Linked DNA regions of Homo sapiens: region 2 is linked to region 1. A link is a loop called in an ENCODE intact Hi-C map of the cell type or tissue named here. Cell type or tissue: IMR-90. All regions are shown on one strand.

Evidence for each region. A loop is a pair of places that touch in the nucleus more often than their neighbours do. Peaks named below come from ENCODE experiments on the same cell type or tissue, not always from the same donor. Only the 100,000 strongest peaks of a DNase experiment are listed, where the experiment ranks them.
Region 2: a loop joins it to region 1, with 2.1 times the contacts of the local background. A loop is called at or near these places in 1 of 110 quality-filtered maps.

Annotation. Positions count from the first base shown.
Region 1 is chr9:34,758,433-34,763,432 of GRCh38, forward strand. It overlaps a transcript of PHF24 not described here. Among named protein-coding and RNA genes, the nearest start is that of SPATA31F1, 31 kb to the left of the region's middle. In IMR-90, a CTCF peak has its summit at 2,225 (motif pointing right); no DNase peak of the experiment used is centred here; H3K27me3 peaks cover 1,659 bases.
Region 2 is chr9:34,959,109-34,964,108 of GRCh38, forward strand. All of the region lies in intron 1 of PHF24 (PHD finger protein 24), which reads left to right. Among named protein-coding and RNA genes, the nearest start is that of PHF24, 3.3 kb to the left of the region's middle. In IMR-90, no CTCF peak of the experiment used is centred here; a DNase peak (open chromatin) is centred at 2,923; H3K27me3 peaks cover 3,003 bases.

The sequences.
Region 1 (5,000 bases):
TGGCAGACTGTTCCTCTGGCTGGAAGTATAGGCAGCAGGGATTGCTTTCCCTGCTGTGCAGGACCCAAGTCACAGCTGATCCTGGTCCCAGGTTCCATGCACCTGGGATTGCGGCATTCAGCAACCCTTGTGGGCTTGACATAATGAAGATGGAGCCACAGTGCTGGGGAGGTGCAGTGGCTACTGGCCCCCAGAGCAGGGTACACTTCAGAGGTGGCTTTTGTCTCAAGATGGCATCACGCTGCAGCAGCTTGGCTCACAGGGGATTGGCGGGGGATAGGCAGTACACATCTTGCTCTTCTAATGCAGGGCAATGTAGCTGTGTGAATATTAGGCAGCTCTCTATACTGGGCTCAGGACTTGTGAGGACTGTGGGATTCTCCTGTAGTAAGGACTGTGGGTGTTTGCAGTGGCAGCAGGCACTGGGGAGGATCTTCTGCTTACCTTTTCCCCTCAAAGGGAAGTCCTACCTGATTCTAGGCTAACCCAATCTGGCGAGGGAGGTGGGGCTTCAGAGGCTGGGTGCCTCCTCACTGCTCCCGTCACCACAGGCGCATCTCCACTCCCCCACTGCACTCCACCGCTCTCCCCTCAATACTGCAGTCAAATCTTAGCTGTTTATTCATTGCCTTGTTCCTTTTTGTAGTGGACACAAATGCCAGGTGTTTCTAATCAGCCATCTTGCTGCTGTCACTGAGCTGCCCTGTAAGTATTATTAGGCCTAAAACATGCTGCCTTGATATCTTAGAACCTTAAAGGACTCCAAAGGCCTAACCATGAGTTCACCAGCTCTGCCCAGTTATGTTCACCCCCACTCACTAGTTTCTCTATCAGCTGGACCAGCTGTACCCAATCCATAGAATTGTTCAAACAAGCCAATCACATCCTCCCTGAGGCACCAACACCTCATCATGTTATTATAAAACCTGCCTCCTATGGCCCTTGTTTTTTCCCTCTTTTCCTGAGTGCAACCTCATGCGGCCCTGCATAGTGTGCGGAGTCCTCCTTCTGTGAGTGGTGAATGTACATGTGAGTAGTAAAATGCTGTCAATCTCTTCTGTCCAGTGTTGGGTGTAGGGTGTTCAGCCATCCCCAGAATCCTAAAGTGGGACCCTCTTCCTCGCCAATAAGTTGAAAAAGAGGTGAGCAGAGCACCATATTACCTATCCAAACAGCTCCGGCTCCCTGCAGCTGCTGCTGCCCTCTATGTGGCTGTAACAGTTCTATCACCCGTTAGCCTGACCTCTTGCCCCCAGCAGAATCACCATGTTCTGCAAATCCTGCACCTGCTCCTGCCGGTGCACTACTTACCTCACAGATAACCTACAGCCACTGCCCTCCCACCAAATCATTAAAACCATCTGCTGCAAACTCCTCTCCAGCAACTTGCCTGGCCTTTGTTCCTCTGCCTCAGAGCTCAGCCAAGGGCTGAGCCAAAAATAGTCTCATGTCTTTTTGCAGGGTAGGCCTTTAGCATAGGTTTATTTACTGGTTTGGGACTCATTGATGAAGGGTGCTTGTGCGGACAGGACAGTGGGATCAGTGTCTTCCTGAACAAGGGCGCATTCATGTAATGATCACAGCTAAGCCTGGCATTTCTCACGATGTGGGCATGGATCATCACATTTGCCCTTACTGCCTCGTGGTTGAGAGCGAACAGCAAACGACGGGGATGAAGTACACGAAAAGCCTCTGTGGACGCTGGAGGGCTGCACAACTATCAAGGATTCTTCTTCATTTGTTTCTAGAAAACTTGCTTTAAGCCAGACTCTGCTTTCATTATAATGCTGCAGAGCCACAATGATTGCAATAGAATTTCTTCAAGGAACTGTTCATGGCTACCAATTCATACGTACCCATGAGTCCTATCGCCTTGTAAAGAAAAATGTGACTGACATGCCACTGGTGTGAGACTTGTCTCTCCACATAAGCCTTATGAAAGAGCTTCGCTGTGTCTCATACTCAGAAAATACTAGTGAACATCTCAAATATACCAAGGTGCCGGGGACAGAGGTGCATAGTTGCTGCGACTCAGCGGCAACACTTTTACAGGTGAGCACCTTTGTTAATGCCCAAGAGCTAGAATTTCCAAGAAGTTGGGCAGGAAGCCCCAGAGTAGTGTCAGGCAGCAAAACCACCGGAGCTCACACAGCCGGTTACCGCCCGGTGCAGAAGCGTGGCGAGTAGCGGTAGACGGCAGCCAGAGACACTAGAGGGCAGCACGCCCCCACCCAATACTCCTAGTCCTGCGACGTCTCGGCCCCGCCAGGGGTCCTGGGCCAAACGCGGGGGCTCACGCCTGAAAGCCTAACACTTTGTGAGGCCGAGGTGGGAGACTTGATTCAGCCCAGAAGGTCAAGACCAGCCTGGGCAACATGGCGAAAACTGGTCTTTACAAAAATTACAAAAATCAGCCGGGTGTAGTGGCGAGCGCCTGTAGTCCCAGCTACACGGGAGGCTGAGGTGGGAGGATTGCTTCAGCCCAGGAGGTAGAGGCTGCAGTGAGCCGTGATCGCGCCACTGCACTCTAGCCTGGGTGACAGAGTGAAACTCCGTGTCAAAAAAAAAAAAAAGTAATCTGCTCCAGTGCTTCTCAATCCTGCCCTTACATCAGAATCTCTGGGAGGCTTGTTAAAAACAGGACTAGCTGTAGAATATGTGGTGCTTGTAAAATGAAAATGTAGGCCTTTTGTTCAAAAAGTAGGGAAAAAATGCCATTAAGAGTATTAAAATATAATTCTTTTCCCTTTTTGCTTTGGTCTCTCTCCTCTCTCAACTTCTGGTGTTTTTTGTTATTTAATGTTGTTCTAAATAAAGGAAAATTGAAACTTTAAATAATCGGCATGAATTTTACTATTCATCTTTATATTGCACATTGTCAGTTTTTTTTAATAGATGGGGTATGATTTATTCATTCATCCAACAAATTTTGAGCCCTTCTGTATGCCAGACACTATTCTTGATACTAGGAGTACAGAAAAGAACATACTGATATAGAGCTTACATTAAAGAAAGAGAGCAGATGATAAATAAATGGATAAATACCGTAGTGTCAGGGAGTGATAAATGCTATGAAGAAAGATGAAGTACCTTCTCAAATCTCTGAGACTTGGTAAGGGGAAAAAGATGTAGAACATATATGGGACACTTACTAGAATTTTTTAAAGACTTTGTGGTTGGTTGCTATTAGAGACTGGTGGTCAGGGTATGGCATGGTAGAGAGAGAGCCCTACTCATACTCTTTTGTGCTGTTTGATTTTTTTAAATTTTATTATTATTATACGTTAAGTTTTAGGGTACATGTGCACAATGTGCAGGTTAGTTACATATGTATACATGTGCCATGCTGGTGTGCTGCACCCATTAACTCGTCATTTAGCATTAGGTATATCTCCTAATGCTATCCCTCCCCACTCCCCCTACCCCACAACAGTCCTCAGAGTGTGATGCTCCCCTTCCTGTGTCCATGTGTTCTCATTGCTCAATTCCCACCTATGAGTGAGAATATGCGGTGTTTGGTTTTTTGTTCTTGCGATAGTTTACTGAGAATGGTGATTTCCAATTTCATCCATGTCCCTACAAAGGACATGAACTCATCATTTTTTATGGCTGCATAGTATTCCATGGTGTATATGTGCCACATTTTCTTAATCCAGTCTATCATTGTTGGACATTTGGGTTGGTTCCGAGTCTTTGCTATTGTGAATAGTGCTGCAATAAACATACGTGTGCATGTGTCTTTATAGCAGCATGATTTATAGTCATTTGGGTATATACCCAGTAATGGGATGGCTGGGTCAAATGGTATTTCCAGTTCTAGATCCCTGAGGAATCACCACACTGACTTCCACAATGATTGAACTAGTTTACAGTCCCACCAACAGTGTAAAAGTGTTCCTATTTCTCCACATCCTCTCCAGCACCTGTTGTTTCCTGACTTTTTAATGATTGCCATTCTAACTGGTGTGAGATGGTAGCTCATTGTGGTTTTGATTTGCATTTCTCTGATGGTCAGTGATGGTGAGCATTTTTTCATGTGTTTTTTGGCTGCATAAATGTCTTCTTTTGAGAAGTGTCTGTTCATGTCATTTGCCCACTTTTTGATGGGGTTGTTTGTTTTTTTCTTGTAAATTTGTTTGAGTTCATTGTAGATTCTGGATATTAGCCCTTTGTCAGATGAGTAGGTTGCAAAAATTTTCTCCCATTTTGTAGGTTGCCTGTTCACTCTGATGGTAGTTTCTTTTGCTGTGCAGAAGCTCTTTAGTTTAATTAGATCCCATTTGTCGATTTTGGCTTTTGTTGCCATTGCTTTTGGTGTTTTAGACATGAAGACATTGCCCATGCCTATGTCTTGAATGGTATTGCCTAGGTTTTCTTCTAGGGTTTTTATGGTTTTAGGTCTAACGTTTAAGTCTTTAATCCATCTCGAATTAATTTTGGTATAAGGTGTAAGGAAGGGATCCAGTTTCAGCTTTCTACATATGGCTAGCCAGTTTTCCTAGCACCATTTATTAAATAGGGAATCCTTTCCCCATTGCTTGTTTTTCTCAGGTTTGTCAAAGATCAGATAGTTGTAGATATGTGGCATTATTTCTGAGGGCTCTGTTCTGTTCCATTGATCTATATCTCTGTTTTGGTACCAGTACCATGCTGTTTTGGTTACTGTAGCCTTGTAGTATAGTTTGAAGTCAGGTAGCATGATGCCTCCAGCTTTGTTCTTTTGGCTTAGGATTGACTTGGTGATGCGGGCTCTTTTTTGGTTCCATATGAACTTTAAAGTAGTTTTTTCCAATTCTGTGAAGAAAGTCATTGGTAGCTTGATGGGGATGGCATTGAATCTATGAATTACCTTGGGAAGTATGGCCATTTTCATGACATTGATTCTTCCTACCCATGAGCATGGAATGTTCTTCCATTTGTTTGTATCCTCTTTTATTTCATTGAGCAGTGGTTGTAGTTCTCCCTGAAGAGGTCCTTCACATCCCTTGTAAGTTAGATTC
Region 2 (5,000 bases), 200 kb after region 1:
AACTGCTGCGAGAGCACAGGGCCCTAAGCCGAGGATGAGGACCAGTGAGGCCTCTAAAGCAAAGATAGGAGATTTGAGCCCCTAGGTTTGACCGTGCGGAAGGAAGCAGTAAGATCAGGTGGAATAACTGACTTTGGCAGGTCCTGGAGGGAAAGGCCTTTGAAGGAAGGAATAAAGGATGTATGGGATTGTTGAGCACCAGTACGCTAGGCAGTATACTAGGTATGTTTAAACATCTCATATAACTCTTACAACAGCTTTGTGAAATTATCCCCTTTTAAACATTGAGACTCAGAGAGGTTTAGCAATTTGCCCAAGGTCACAAAGCTGATGAAAAACATAATCATAAAATGTTTTTCAAATTTTATTTGGGAAAAAGTACTAAGGAGCAGCAGAAGAAAGAATAGATATTTGTTAATAAGTTGCATTAAGGTGCCTGCCGAGCATAGGGTTTTGCAGTGGTACAAGCTCAGTAAATGTGATGATTAAATAAGTGGATGAGGACAGTTTAACTGGCCATGAGATTGCTGCAGGAACTGATTTCCACAGAATCCCCAGATTTCAGGGTGTGGCTTCCTTCACTGGCAGTCCCACTGTCATGATGCCTTGGGGTGGCTCTGGACCTAATTGAGGCCTCTGGGTGTGGTTTTTGACAGGGCTTTCTCTGGGGATCTAGGGGGACCCTTCTGCGGATGGAGTGTCCCAAGACCACCCTACCTGCTACCGAATACTCGAAGGAGAGAAAGGAGAGACAGGATCACTTTTAGGAAGCACGATCCACACTGTCCTTGTGACCCTCTGACTACATGCACCGGTGGACAATGGTCCACAGATAGCACTCAGGACACTTTTGCCCAAGAGTGCCTCTGCATGAGGAGGAGGAGGACAGGAAAGGTGCAGAGCCAAGGAAGGCTCACTGGGAGTCTGTTAGGGGGAGCGCAAAGGGTCTGCGCCAGACATAGTGTTGCCTCCTCATCTCGCCCCCTCGTTGTTTTCATTCTAGCTGAATCCCAAGAGTTCAACTTTGAGCTCCAAGGATGGATTCTGGTTTCTTGTCCAAAAACGGAGTGGTGAGAGGGCCAAGCAATGATATTCATTAGAGCCATTCTGGAAGGGTTTTCCTGCTCCCCTTCCCTGCTTTCTTCCACACAGTCAAACCTAGTTAAATCCTCCTTGAACAGAAGTGGCTTCCTTTGGCTCCTGGAATTACATAGTGAGGAGAGAGACCAAGCTAGTGGGAAAACAGAACAACATAGTTTACCAGTTGTTAGATTTTTTTTCTTTTAACTCAGTGATGCTACCTTGCGCGCAACTCAGTGGAGTAAAGCCCGACAAAGGTTTTTGTTGGTTAGGACCTCCCCATTGTAAAGTTGTTTATAATCCCCCTTTCAGTTCAAACCCATCTGATCAGCTTAACAGATCAGAATAAATAGGTAGGCATATATTTAAAGAAAGTCAGAAGGACCAAACCTGAAGATATGATCTTTGTTCCAGATCATTGATTTGTCATTGAGGTTTTATTCCTAAATTGGTCTTTTGTTGAGGGTGCTTATTATCACACCCACTCATGACCCTGGAAAAATCACTAAATGGATCCAGGCTCTCCCCTAATCTTGGACCTTGGATATCAGCTTCCCCATGTCCAGCATTGGGTAAAATTAAGATTTCAAAAATCCTAAGAATACAGCCTAACTCTCCCTAGTCACAGCATGAGTCTGCAAATCAAATCATTCCAGAATGTGCACGAAAGATGTCACCAGGTGGCCTTAACCTTCTCAAAAATGCTCTCTCCAAAGGGAAATAAAAGGGGAGAGAACGGCTCACCCAGTTTCATTTGAGCTTACCCAAATGTGTCTGGATTTTACTGTCTGGATTTCTCAACCTTTGATCTTTCACATATTCTCCAATCTTCTAACATTGTCTTCTTCTAACATTTGCCATTCCTTTCCTTCAACATGGATAGTAAGACCTCCCCAGGCCCATTTCCCCGACTCCTTGCAATTTTTTCCACTACACCTGTTCCTAAGTGAATCACATTCATGCAAATAGTTTCCCTTCTCTTTAGCTACAGAATCTATTATCTTTTAGTCCCACACGCTTCTCTCCAGCAGTGCTGCTTGGCTTCTGCTATCTTCATGTCCCAAATTGATTTATTCATTTCTGATGGGAATATCATTATCCACTCCACCCCTCAATCTTAATGACCAAATTCTGACAGGAATTGCTTGCCAGCTTTGGACCAAGAAACCAAGACCATCAGTGTCCAGCTGAAGACATGATTATTTTTTCCATTAGCACATCCCCCTCCATTCTCCCCACTCTTCCAGCAATCCCCTCAGAGACTCACTTACATTTACTAAGTGCTACTTACTTGCCAGGCACTATGCTAGATAAATATGAGAGTTTCTTGCCCTTGAGGAGTTCACATAGAATCAGTCTGCATTTCTCTAATCATTCACTATAAAGAGTAGGAAAAGTAAGGGGGAAATTATGGCATTACAGAATATCCACAGGAACCAATATAGAGTATGCCTTTTCCCAAGCATCACTGAAACTCAGCTGCTGTGCTATGCCTCCTCTGGCAGCCACATTCAGCCCTCCTGCCAGTGCCCTGCCAAAATTACTTTTGCCCATATACTCTGAGTGTAAACTGACCACATTTTTGCCTTCCTTATGATAGTAATGACAGAACCTTTTATTTAGATAGCATGTTACAGTTTATGAAGCCCTTTTAGATATATGTTGGCTGTTTGGTTTTGAGAAATGCTTCATCTTACTGGGGTCCTCTCACTGAAGCAGAGCTGTGTGGGCTAATTGGCTCTCTCTCTTTTTGTATGTTTGTTTTTTTGAGGCTTAGGAGTCTCCCAGAGGGAAAGCCCCAGTGATTCACTACAGTCACCACCTACGAGCTCTTAGGTTGCGAAGGAGTTTCCTGTTGGGTCCTAAGGCCAAACAATGCACTCACTGGTCAGCGCTGGAACTTATCAGGGCAGTCCCTCTTCCTGGCCTCAGCAAATCCAATTCTCTGGGATTTTCTTCCTCCTTGAAACTCAAATACATATTCTAACAAATATTTTAAGCATACTATCTCAAACCAGTTCTTTGGGCTGATGCTAATTCTTATGTGAAGACACGTTTCCTTGCCTATTTCTATCTAGCCCCCAGGCTGGCTTCATACCATCTAAGTCATGATGGAGTCCCCATATAGCTCCATGCCTTGGCATGTGCTGTTACCTCTTCCTGGAATGCTTTTTTTTTTTTTCCTTATCCACTGATGTAACTCCTACTCATATTCAAAATTTAGCTCAAGCAACACCTTTTTTTTTTCAATCCTACACTTATGCCCCCTGCACACGCACATACTCACTGCATTCTCACAGGCTGAATGAGCTTCCATTTGTTCATTCTACCATCAGTTATTAAGCACCTGATTTGTGCCTGACGCATAGTAGGCTGTACTCGGCGAAAGTTTGCAGAATCAACAGAGAAGTAAATGGTGATAATTAAGGTGTAATAATTGCATTACATGGGGCTGAATCTGTGTTTCAGGGAACCAGAGCAGAAAACAGGGAGTGCCTCTCCATCTTGCTGAAAAGCTCTGCTTGCTAAGTGCAGTCTCACCAGCCAATCACTGATGGTGTGATGTTCCTTAACTGTTGCTCTGCCTCTGTGGGAAGTCAGCACTGTGGCTTTTAATGAAGACTCAGGCCCTAAGAGGCTAAGCTCATGCCATAATTTTGCTCTCATCTATATTAGAACTTTGTGAGCTTTCAGTAAATATTAAACAGCAGCAGGATGCCTTGTAGTCTTGAGCTGAGGCCAGAAAGACAGTTTTTCTGTCTAGCCTTTCTGTTCCTTGGAAACCCCAGAAAAGCCCCATGTAGTTGTGACTGTCTCATCCTGAATAAACAGGCTGAATGAAGAGAGGTGGGGAGGTACCAGGTAGACCTTTCAGGGTCTACAAACATGAATACTAAAATTAGTTTCTAGGCTACTGCCAGGTGACAAAATGTCTGAGTAGGAACAGGCTCCAAGAGCACTGTAGTGAGGCACTGGAATTTCCTAAAGCAACAGCCAGTCACTGGAGAACAATCGGACCCCTCGGGGCTTGGATTTCCTCAAAGACCCGCACGAGAACTCTTTTTGATGGTTTTTTTTTTTTTTTTTTTGCTTAAAATCTTGAGGTTGATGCTGATGTTCACAGTAAGCTCAGAGTCTGTGCTATGCATTCAGCGTTTGTTTTGTTTTTTTACAGACCCTGGTTGTGTTGATTTTCCACACTCTTGCAGCTGGTCACCTTCTGTGTTAGGCATATGGCTTTTCCTAAGGCTCTCAGCCCTTTGGGCACATGCTTCCAGGAGCCAATTGTTGACCACCTTGAAATTTTTCACTTGTATGTGCAGATACTGCTCGTGCTAAATTTCAAACCCAGGACAAAGGAAGTGCATTTTCACACTTTCTACTTGTGTCCTTAAGGCAACTGCCCTCCTGTGGGCCTCACCATAGTCCACAGGACACAGCATAAATGCAGGGGACTGTTGACTTTGGTAATACTGGCTTCTCTTTTCTTACCATTGTGATTGTAGAAACCGGCTAAATTGCAGAATTTCTTAACTCTCCTCTGTAGTCAGAGAGAAATCATCCTCGTGTTCTCATCCCTGCTAGCCCTGACTCACTGTCCAGGTGCCACCTCTTGGGAAGTAGAGTAGATGTGATGATGTGAGCTGGTGACTGCATAGTTTCTAGAATTGAGTTTTGGAGATTTGGTCTCATTAGTCTCTGGCCAATTTGATAAAGAGAAAAGACACTATGATCTTAAATAAATTGTTTATGTTGCCCAGTCATCTCTGCATCATTCATTCAACAAAGATTTAAGAGGCTAAAACCCTTAATGCTTAATGGAGATGATCAAACCTGTATACAAAAGACACTTTAATTCACATGCTCTGTGGAAGTCAGTAAGAACCATCTCTACTTTTCTCCCTCCTGATCTCAGTGAA